2 separate regions of the Homo sapiens genome follow, and region 2 is linked to region 1. The links are chromatin contacts, found by Hi-C or POLR2A ChIA-PET in ENCODE. All regions are on one chromosome and are shown on one strand. Each heading gives the region's core, a stretch centred on a gene start or an enhancer-like site at or near the end of the contact. The rest is flanking DNA. Distances are from core to core; before and after follow the strand shown.

What was found. Hi-C counts contacts between places; a loop is a spot of excess contacts on that map. ChIA-PET counts read pairs that join two places held with the same protein, here RNA polymerase II (POLR2A). Pooled maps may share reads with other maps.
Region 2: a loop to region 1 is called in a pooled map, with 4 times the contacts of the local background. The contact joins two enhancer-like sites. A Hi-C loop is called at or near these places in 3 of 50 pooled maps. POLR2A ChIA-PET finds 5 or more read pairs at or near these places in 4 of 52 experiments (A673, HCT116, Panc1 and 1 more).

The regions. Positions count from the first base shown.
Region 1 is chr3:136,785,863-136,790,234 of GRCh38, reverse strand. No RefSeq gene overlaps it. Among named protein-coding and RNA genes, the nearest start is that of SLC35G2, 31 kb to the left of the region's middle. Within about 2 kb of position 2,599, at least 11 of the 41 ENCODE cell types and tissues checked have a DNase peak (open chromatin) inside an H3K27ac peak, as active enhancers do; they include A673, where a contact is called at or near this core.
Region 2 is chr3:136,917,869-136,921,806 of GRCh38, reverse strand. The region is part of intron 1 of NCK1 (NCK adaptor protein 1); the gene reads right to left. Among named protein-coding and RNA genes, the nearest start is that of IL20RB, 38 kb to the left of the region's middle. Within about 2 kb of position 1,851, at least 5 of the 41 ENCODE cell types and tissues checked have a DNase peak (open chromatin) inside an H3K27ac peak, as active enhancers do; they include A673, where a contact is called at or near this core.

The DNA of each region.
Region 1 (4,372 bases), core at 1,350-3,849:
GGGCAGAAGCACATCTTGGCAGAGGAATTCCACATCTCCAGATGTAGTACATCTATCAGGAGGCAGATGAGTAACAGGGAAAACTACTCATTGGATCATGGTCACCATCGGGAGATGTGCTGTGGAAGACTTAGTGCTCAAAGGCTTTGTTCAGACCTAGCCACAAGGGGATGGCTTGGGAGGCCTGAAGTTCAGCTTCAAGCAGCCTCAGTAATGGACAGTACCTGGGCCCTGGAGAGGTGAGTAAGGTAAGAAAAACTTTGACCTTTGACTGCAGAGGGAGCACATCCAACTGCCTACAGGGACAAGACAACAGTGAAGTAGGCTGGGGGAGATTGTGGCACCCTGGGGAATTTGTGCCTCATCTAGAAGGGATAGATTCTACTCAGTTCCAGCAAAGGTCACGTGGGAACACAAAGCCAAGGAATGGAGAGCTGACAACTTTTCAAGAGAAGGCAGAAATTCAGATTTTTATGAGTCATCTCCTGATTTTTTGGATGTTGGGAATTAATTCAAAGTTTGTTTTGTTTTGTTTTGTTTTGTTTTGTTTTGTTCTGTTTTGTGACAGAATCTCACTCTGTCGCCCAGGCTGGAGTGCAGTGGTGCAATCTCGGCTCACTGCAACCTCCGCCTCCCAGGTTCAAGCGATTCTCCTGCCTCAGCTCCCGAGTAGCTGGGACTACAGACGCATGCCACCACACCCAGCTAATTTTTTTTTTTTTTGTATTTTTATTAGAGATGGGGTGTCACCGTGTTAGCCAGGATGGTCTCGATCTCCTGACCTTGTGATGTGCCCGCCTTGGCCTCCCAAAGTGCTGGGATCACAGGCGTGACAAAATTTTAAGATGTTGAGCAAGCCAAACAAAGTTCTCCTGTGGTTGGATTTGGCCTTGCAGCTATAAATTTGCAACCTCTACTCTAAAACTTGAGCATTAATCTCTGAATTTCAATCATCTAGTACTAGAACAGGAAAAAGGGTGAGGCTACTAAGAAGCTGGAAACAGGCAAAAAGGTTTATAGGATCTGAGGGGTCATTAGTCCAATTTCTAATTGCATAGATAGGCAATCGGAGGCTTGGAGAGAAGAAATGCCCAAGGGCACACAGTTCCAGGCAACAGTAGCACTTGCAGTAAGAACAAGGAGACTCAGCTTACGGTGGCTCATGCCTGTAATCCCAGCCCTCTGGGAGGCCGAGGCAGGCAGATGGCCGAGGTCAGGAGTTTGAGACCAACCTGGCCAACATGGTGAAACTCCGTCTCTACTAAAAATACAAAAATTAACTGGGCATGGTGGCAGGTGCCTGTAATCCCAGCTACTCAGAAGGCTGAGGCAGGAGAATCGCTTGAACCCAGGAGGCTGAGATTGCAGTGAGCAGAGATCACGCCATCGCACTCTAGCCTGGGCAACAAAAGTGAGACTTCATCTCAAAGAAAAAAAAAGAATAAGGATACTCAGGCCAGGCATGGTGGCTCATGCCTGTAATCCCAACACTTTGGGAGACCGAGGTGGGAGGATCACTTGAGGCCAGGAGTTCAAGACCAGCCTAGGCAATATAGCAAGACTCTGTCTCCTCAAAACATTTAAAATAAAAGAGGCTCAAGCGGGCCTGACTGGCATTTGGTCTTCTTGCCTCAGTTCCCTCCTTTGTTTATTTGTTTCCATTCTCTAGTTTGTGGCTATGATTGGTACATATGTCCCCTACTGAACTTTGGATTATTCCTATTGGACCCCTGGGAGCTGTCCTGGCCTTCATCTGGAGTCTCTGCCCCAACCTCTTAGCCTGGAGCTGGTGCTGTTTCTGAGTCTGCTGGCACTGACCCCCTTGGGCTCCTCGCATGGGCCTGTCTGAGCTCCACATTGTGCTGAGTATGATACATACCTAGTATGGGACAAAAATAATGCTTGATCTCAGTGTGCCATAGTCCTGTGTTCCATCCAGTAAACACACTGCTTCCTAGGATTAATGTCTCCCTGCAGAAAGGAAAAGCAAGTTGGAATGTCATTTTGTGTGTGTGAACTGTAAAATGAGTTTGAGTACATTTCAAATTTGCTCTTTCTTGCCCTTTTTTTGCCATCTAATAGTCATGGCCAACTCATCCATTAGGTACAGCTAGCACAGTATCTAGGGACCGAGATACTTTTAAGGGCCTGCAGAATGTTTTAATTTTAATTTCTTTTAAAATCAGAATAAATAAAAATAAATAAATAATAATAAACATATAAAAAGAATCCAGTGTACTTAAAGCCACTGAACTGTATGGTTAAAAATGGTTAAAATGGGAAATGTTATGTATATTTTACCACAATAAAAAAAAAGAAACCAGCATGGATTATATTCATCTTTATACCAATGCAGTTATAAAATATAATTTTTAATATTTATTATGGAGGGAAGGGCCCACAGATTCAAAACTGCCCAAAGCTCATGAATGTTATCATTTGGCCCTGTTAGTAGTTGGTTAATTCATATCAAGGAGAAGTTTTGTATTTATGGACCAAATCATATGGACTGCACTTCTCTCACTTCTTCGTGGCCTAACCAGGAAGGTTACACAGCATGACCCAGATTCCTACCACGTGCCACCTGGTGACAGCTACACAGACTGTTCAGGGGAGATGCTGAGTACAGTGGTTCTGAGAGACTTGTTAGTTTTGGTCTCTGCACAGCAGGTCCTGCCTTATTTAGCACAGTGAAGCTAGACACTCTGAGGTAGTCAATTTTACTCCAAAGGGCATTTCTCATGCTTCTCTTTATTAACAAATCTCTCTCTCTTTGGACTACCAAAACAGTCTTCTGGCAGATCTCCCTGACTTGGCTTTTCTCCTACCCAAACCAGAATTATCTTTGCAAACATATATCTCCCTGGAATAAAGTTATTTAATGACTTCCAACATTTTCATTATTTCAGAAAGCTTGATAGAAATCCCGCTTTAACTCATGAGAGTGCTTTTAAAAGTAACTAAAAAACTGCTTTAGTTTGTGCTAGAATTATACCAGCATGGTTACTACAATTAATAAATTTTGAGGACACAAATTAATTATTTTCCAGACGCATAGTTTGTGTTGCAATGAGGTCTTACACCCATGGATCCTTGGGAGAAAGATCATGAATGGATCCTTGGAAGTGAAAAAGTATGGAGATCCCTAGAAATGTCTCAGCTGTCTGCCTGACCATTCTGGGAGGACAGTATCACTCTGGTCAAAGAGAAATTACTGACTAGCTGACTATGGTACAGAAGGTGGGGGAAGATGAAGAAACATCACATTAAAATTCAGTGCAAAGTGAAAGCTTGTCTTGAGCAAGGGTGAATGACTCAGCAAGAAATTGTTTACAGGATTTTAGTTTCTGCTCTCTGCAATTCTTATATTAAATAAAAAGCGGATTTTCATTATCTACTTGAAGTAATTCCATTACTCACCAGATAACAAATAAGCAACAAACACACTTCCTAGGATATTTTTTTAATCCTAAAGTGAAAGCAGTGCTTAGAATCACAAATGCTTGGCATGTATGGTCATTAACAAAAATTTGGTCTTTGGCAGAGTGAAAGCTTTGGTTTTTAAGTTCAGTTCCGCTTGTTTATCGTTGTAGTGCATAGTTATCATTCCACATTCCTACATTCAATCCCCTTTCTTCTGGTAACAGTCATACACACACACACACACACACACACACACACACACACACTCTTTCACACGCACAAATTTTCTTGGGAAAAAAATATTTTTTTTCCACATTTGGAATATCCTTCAAGACTCCCATAGGCTTTGGAGGGCACCAAGTCCTGTGCTCTCTGCTACTACTCCTTTGAATATCAGAGTGATCACATGTTCCATTCAAAACAAAATCGGGCAGGGCGCAGTGGCTCACTCCTGTAATTCCCAGCACTTCGGGAGGCTGAGGCAGGCAGATCACTTGAGGTCAGGCATTCGAGACCAGTCTGGCCAACACAGTGAAATCCCATCTCTTTTTTTGTATCTAAAAAACTACAAAAATTAGCCAGGTGTGGTGGCATGCGTCTGTAGTCCCAGTTATTCAGGAGGCTGAGACAAGAGAATTGCTTGAACCTGGGAGGCAGAGGTTGCAGTGAGCCAAGATCGTGCCACTGCTCTCCAGCCTGGGCAACAGAGTAAAACTCTGTCACACACACACACAAAAATAAATAAATAAAATAAAATAAGTTTATCATGACTGTAATCCCAGCACATTGGGAAGCACAGGCAGGCAGATCACTTGAGGTCAGAAGTTTGAGACCAACCTGGCCAACATGGTGAAACCCCATCTCCACTAAAAATACAAAAATTTGCTTGGCATGGTGGCGGGCACCTGTAATCCCAGCTACTAACTAGGGAGGCTAAGGCAGGAGAATC
Region 2 (3,938 bases), core at 602-3,101, 130 kb before region 1:
TCTCAAAACAAAACAAAAAAACCATCTTTCTTTCCCTTAGCAGTGTCTTTCCCTTAGCATACTCAACCTTTAAAAAAGTCTCTTCCCCTTTTGTTTTGGCAAAAGTGAGTTGAGTTCACACTGGACACTCTTCCCTACTGCAATAGTTACTGAATAAAATCTGTCCTTACCATTTTAACTAGTGTCCAGTTTATCTTCGACATCTATAATTCTAGTTATGGACCAACACAAGTACTGGGCTCTCCCAAATTGGACATGCATAGAATATCCAAAGAAGCATCACAAAGGCACTAAGAAATGAAGTACAATATAAACACCACTCAAGCCCCACACATCCCTGCATAAAGCAAAGATGCAAATACCACAGCAAAAGTTTAGAAAATGAAACCAATATTGGAACTACTGCCCACAGTTCCTCCGCTTCCTAGATCCTATGTCTTACTTTTTCTTGCTTTACCCTTCATTTTGCTGGAGCACGTCCTCTAGTTGTTTCCTGAGTTAAAAATATATTGGAATTAAATTTTTTAGAATGCATATCTGAAAGTGATTTTGTTCTCTCATACATGACTGGTAGTTTGGCTATCTATATACAGGGGAGTTACTGTTTAATGGGTACAGAGTTTAAGTTTTGCAAGATGAAGATTATTCTGGAAATAGATGGTTGTACAACAATGTGAATGTACTTAATGCCAATATTTCTAGCCAGGTGAACCAGGAAGAGGAGTCATAAGGGATTAAGGTCCATCTTAACGACCTCATTTTACCTCAGTTACCTCTTTAAAGACACTATATCCAAATATAGTCACATTATGAACTACTGGGGGTTAGGACTTCAATGTGTGAATTTTTGAAGGGACAAAATTCAGTTCATAACATTTGTTTTTACCACAATTTTTTAGAAATTTAAAAATATGATTACAATCAACTATAAGGCCATTTATGTTTAATTCCCATATAGTATATAAGACTTAGATCAATTAATGTACTTACATGTTTGCTGTGTTAATTATGACAATAAATTCATTATGTTACACGTTTTCATAATTGGTGGTTTATATCTAATTGCTCATAATTTAGCAAGATTATTGCTCTTACGTTTGTAGTCACATAATGGCTTCTTTCTTTAGATAAAATGTAATAATCTTCAGATTATAGGATGATGATACTGATCTTGGATCAGTTTATTATAGTTCAGAGGGGTAATAAGTAATATTCTGTAATGCCTAACAAAATAATCATATAGACAGTAATGTCTTATATACCTAAGATATTTATAAGTTTGTCAAAGAAACAGAATTATAGTTGAGGTTTTTTTAAGAGCAAACTTTTTGCTTATCTTTCTTTATTCTCATTCCTTTGCTCTGTCTCCTAGTCTCCACTAACTACTCAATAAACATTTGTTGAGTGAATAAGTGAATGAATTGTGCTATGCACAGCACTTTTGCCTTTGTCATTATTTTGTGCCTTCTCATATTGGGGATGATTTCAAAGTGATATTTCCAAAAGTGGACAGAATTAGATGGAATTTTATTTGACCTACACTATTTTTTAAAAAAAAAGAAGAAAAACTTAATTTTTAAGTAGCCTTTATTTCTGACTAGCCTGTAATTTTTTGTTTTCCCAGTGGTGGGATCTGTTTCATTAGTTGTTTCATTAGTAAGAGTATTTACCAATTAAAATTACTTGATGAGATACTAGGGTTTAAAAAGCTGAAGAGAATAAAATCATCTTATGAATTGCCTTGTCTTTTTGCATTACTTACAGCATATCCAAGTTAGTTAATTGGGGACTTTCTCCCCCTTCATTGTTTACTGTGAGATCTGTACCCCAACCAAACTTCCGGACTTAGTCACTTGGGTATTGTTACTTAGCTGATTCTTATCAGAAGCAGGAAATTGTCAAGTTATGTGTTAAAGTACAACAGAATCTAAAACTGAACAAGAGATTTCCCTTTAGAATTTTATTTTATTGCTAGCTGGTTCCTTACATTTTCCTTAGGGTATAACTACTGACTTGCCAAAAAAGGTCATATTTATCATGACCTATATACACAGCCAACAGTACCCTTCCTCAGTTTACAAATTATACACAATATGACTGATTAAATGATTTGACAAACTTTGTGTCATTAATATATAGCTATACCTATAGAATTTATAAAAGTAGTTTGGGAAAGAACATGTTTTCAGGTGTTTTGTCTAGCATTATTCATGTATTTACATTAGCAGTTCTCTAAGAAAGGGTTACTAAAGTGGATCTCTTAAGGGGTCTACGGAGCCAAAACTATTTTCATAATACTAGGATGTTAATTTCCCTTTTCACTAGAGATTCCAGAGGCTACATGAAATTCAATTACATTGTCAGTATTTGTAAGATCTACAAAACTGTCAATATATATTGAGGAATGATACATAATAGATGGATAAAAATAGGGCCATATATTTTTTTGCTGTTTATTTTACATACAGTAAGATTTTCACTGTTTGTTGTGAATAAAATTTGACAAACATTTAAGAGTTATGTAATCACTGCCACAATCTAAATAAGAAAATAAGAACAGTTCTATCACTCCCCCTCAAGAAAAAAAAAAATTGCTTTATGCTTTGTATTCAAACCCATCCCCAACCATTAATTTGTGACAACTATTGATCTATTTTCTGTCCCTATGTAGTTTTGCCTTTTCCAGAATGTTTTATGCAGACGCTGAGTCTGGCTTTTCCAGTTAACATAATGCATTTGTTTCATTTGTGTTGTGTAAATCAGTAGTTCACTCCTTTTTAGTGCTGAGTAGTCCATTGTACGGACGAACCATCATTTATTTAATGAGAACTTTATAAATTTCAAGAAAAACTAAGTTAAACAAGAAAATAAATTTAATCATAGGAGGTGAGCCAGTAATGAACAATACTCACATGGTTACACGGTCATTAGTGAAAACACTGAATATATATCACTTTATCAAGACAATGAGGCCAAGAAAGGTTACATGAATGAATACAGTTGGCCCTCAGTATCTAAGGCAGGAGTGTCCAATCTTTTGGCTTTCCTGGGCCACAATGGAAGAATTGTCTTGGGCCACACATAAAATACACTAAACTAACGATAGCTGATGAGCTTAAAATAATCACCAAAAAATCTCATCATGTTTTAAGAACGTTTGTGAATTTGTGTTGGGCTGCATTCAAAGCCATCCTGGGCTGCATGCAGCCCGCAGGCCACAGGTTGGATAAGGTTAATCTAAGGGAAATCAGTGCCAGTTTCCTCCTCCCCAATACCAAAATCCAGAGATGCTCAAGTCTCTTATATGAAAATGGCCTAGTACTTGTACATAACCTATGCACAACCTCCTGTATACGTTAAGTCATCTCTAGATTACTTGTAATACCTAATATAATAAAATGTGAATAGTTGTTTCACTGTATTGGGTTTTTTGTTTGTATATTTTAATTAGTGTATTTTTTTTTCCAGAATATTTTTTACCTGTGGTTGGTTGAATCTGTGGATGCAGAACCCAGAGATGTGGAGGGCTGACTGTATCTTCATTTATCTTAATAGAAATGAACTAAGAGATAATATGTATATATTATTTAGATATGTATCTATAAAGAATATCAGAAGAAACCTAGCTATACATTTAGCCAACTCTTGCTGGATCAATAAAACCACCCATCTTTTCACTTTACAAACTCTAAGCTCCCAGAATGCTCCACATAAACAATTTATTTTTAAATGTAATATAAAAACAAACGGCCTGCCTTGAACTCTAAGGGTGTAAAGAACAAAAAGAATAATGATCCTGGGGACAGGCCAGGTGTCAGGTATAAAACAGGACAGATCCAGAGAAGCAACACAAGAAATTTACACCCACTGGTTGTAAGATAGAGACTATGGATTCTGGTCTTATTCTCCTCACAAAGGGTGATGCCAAAAAGGGAAGC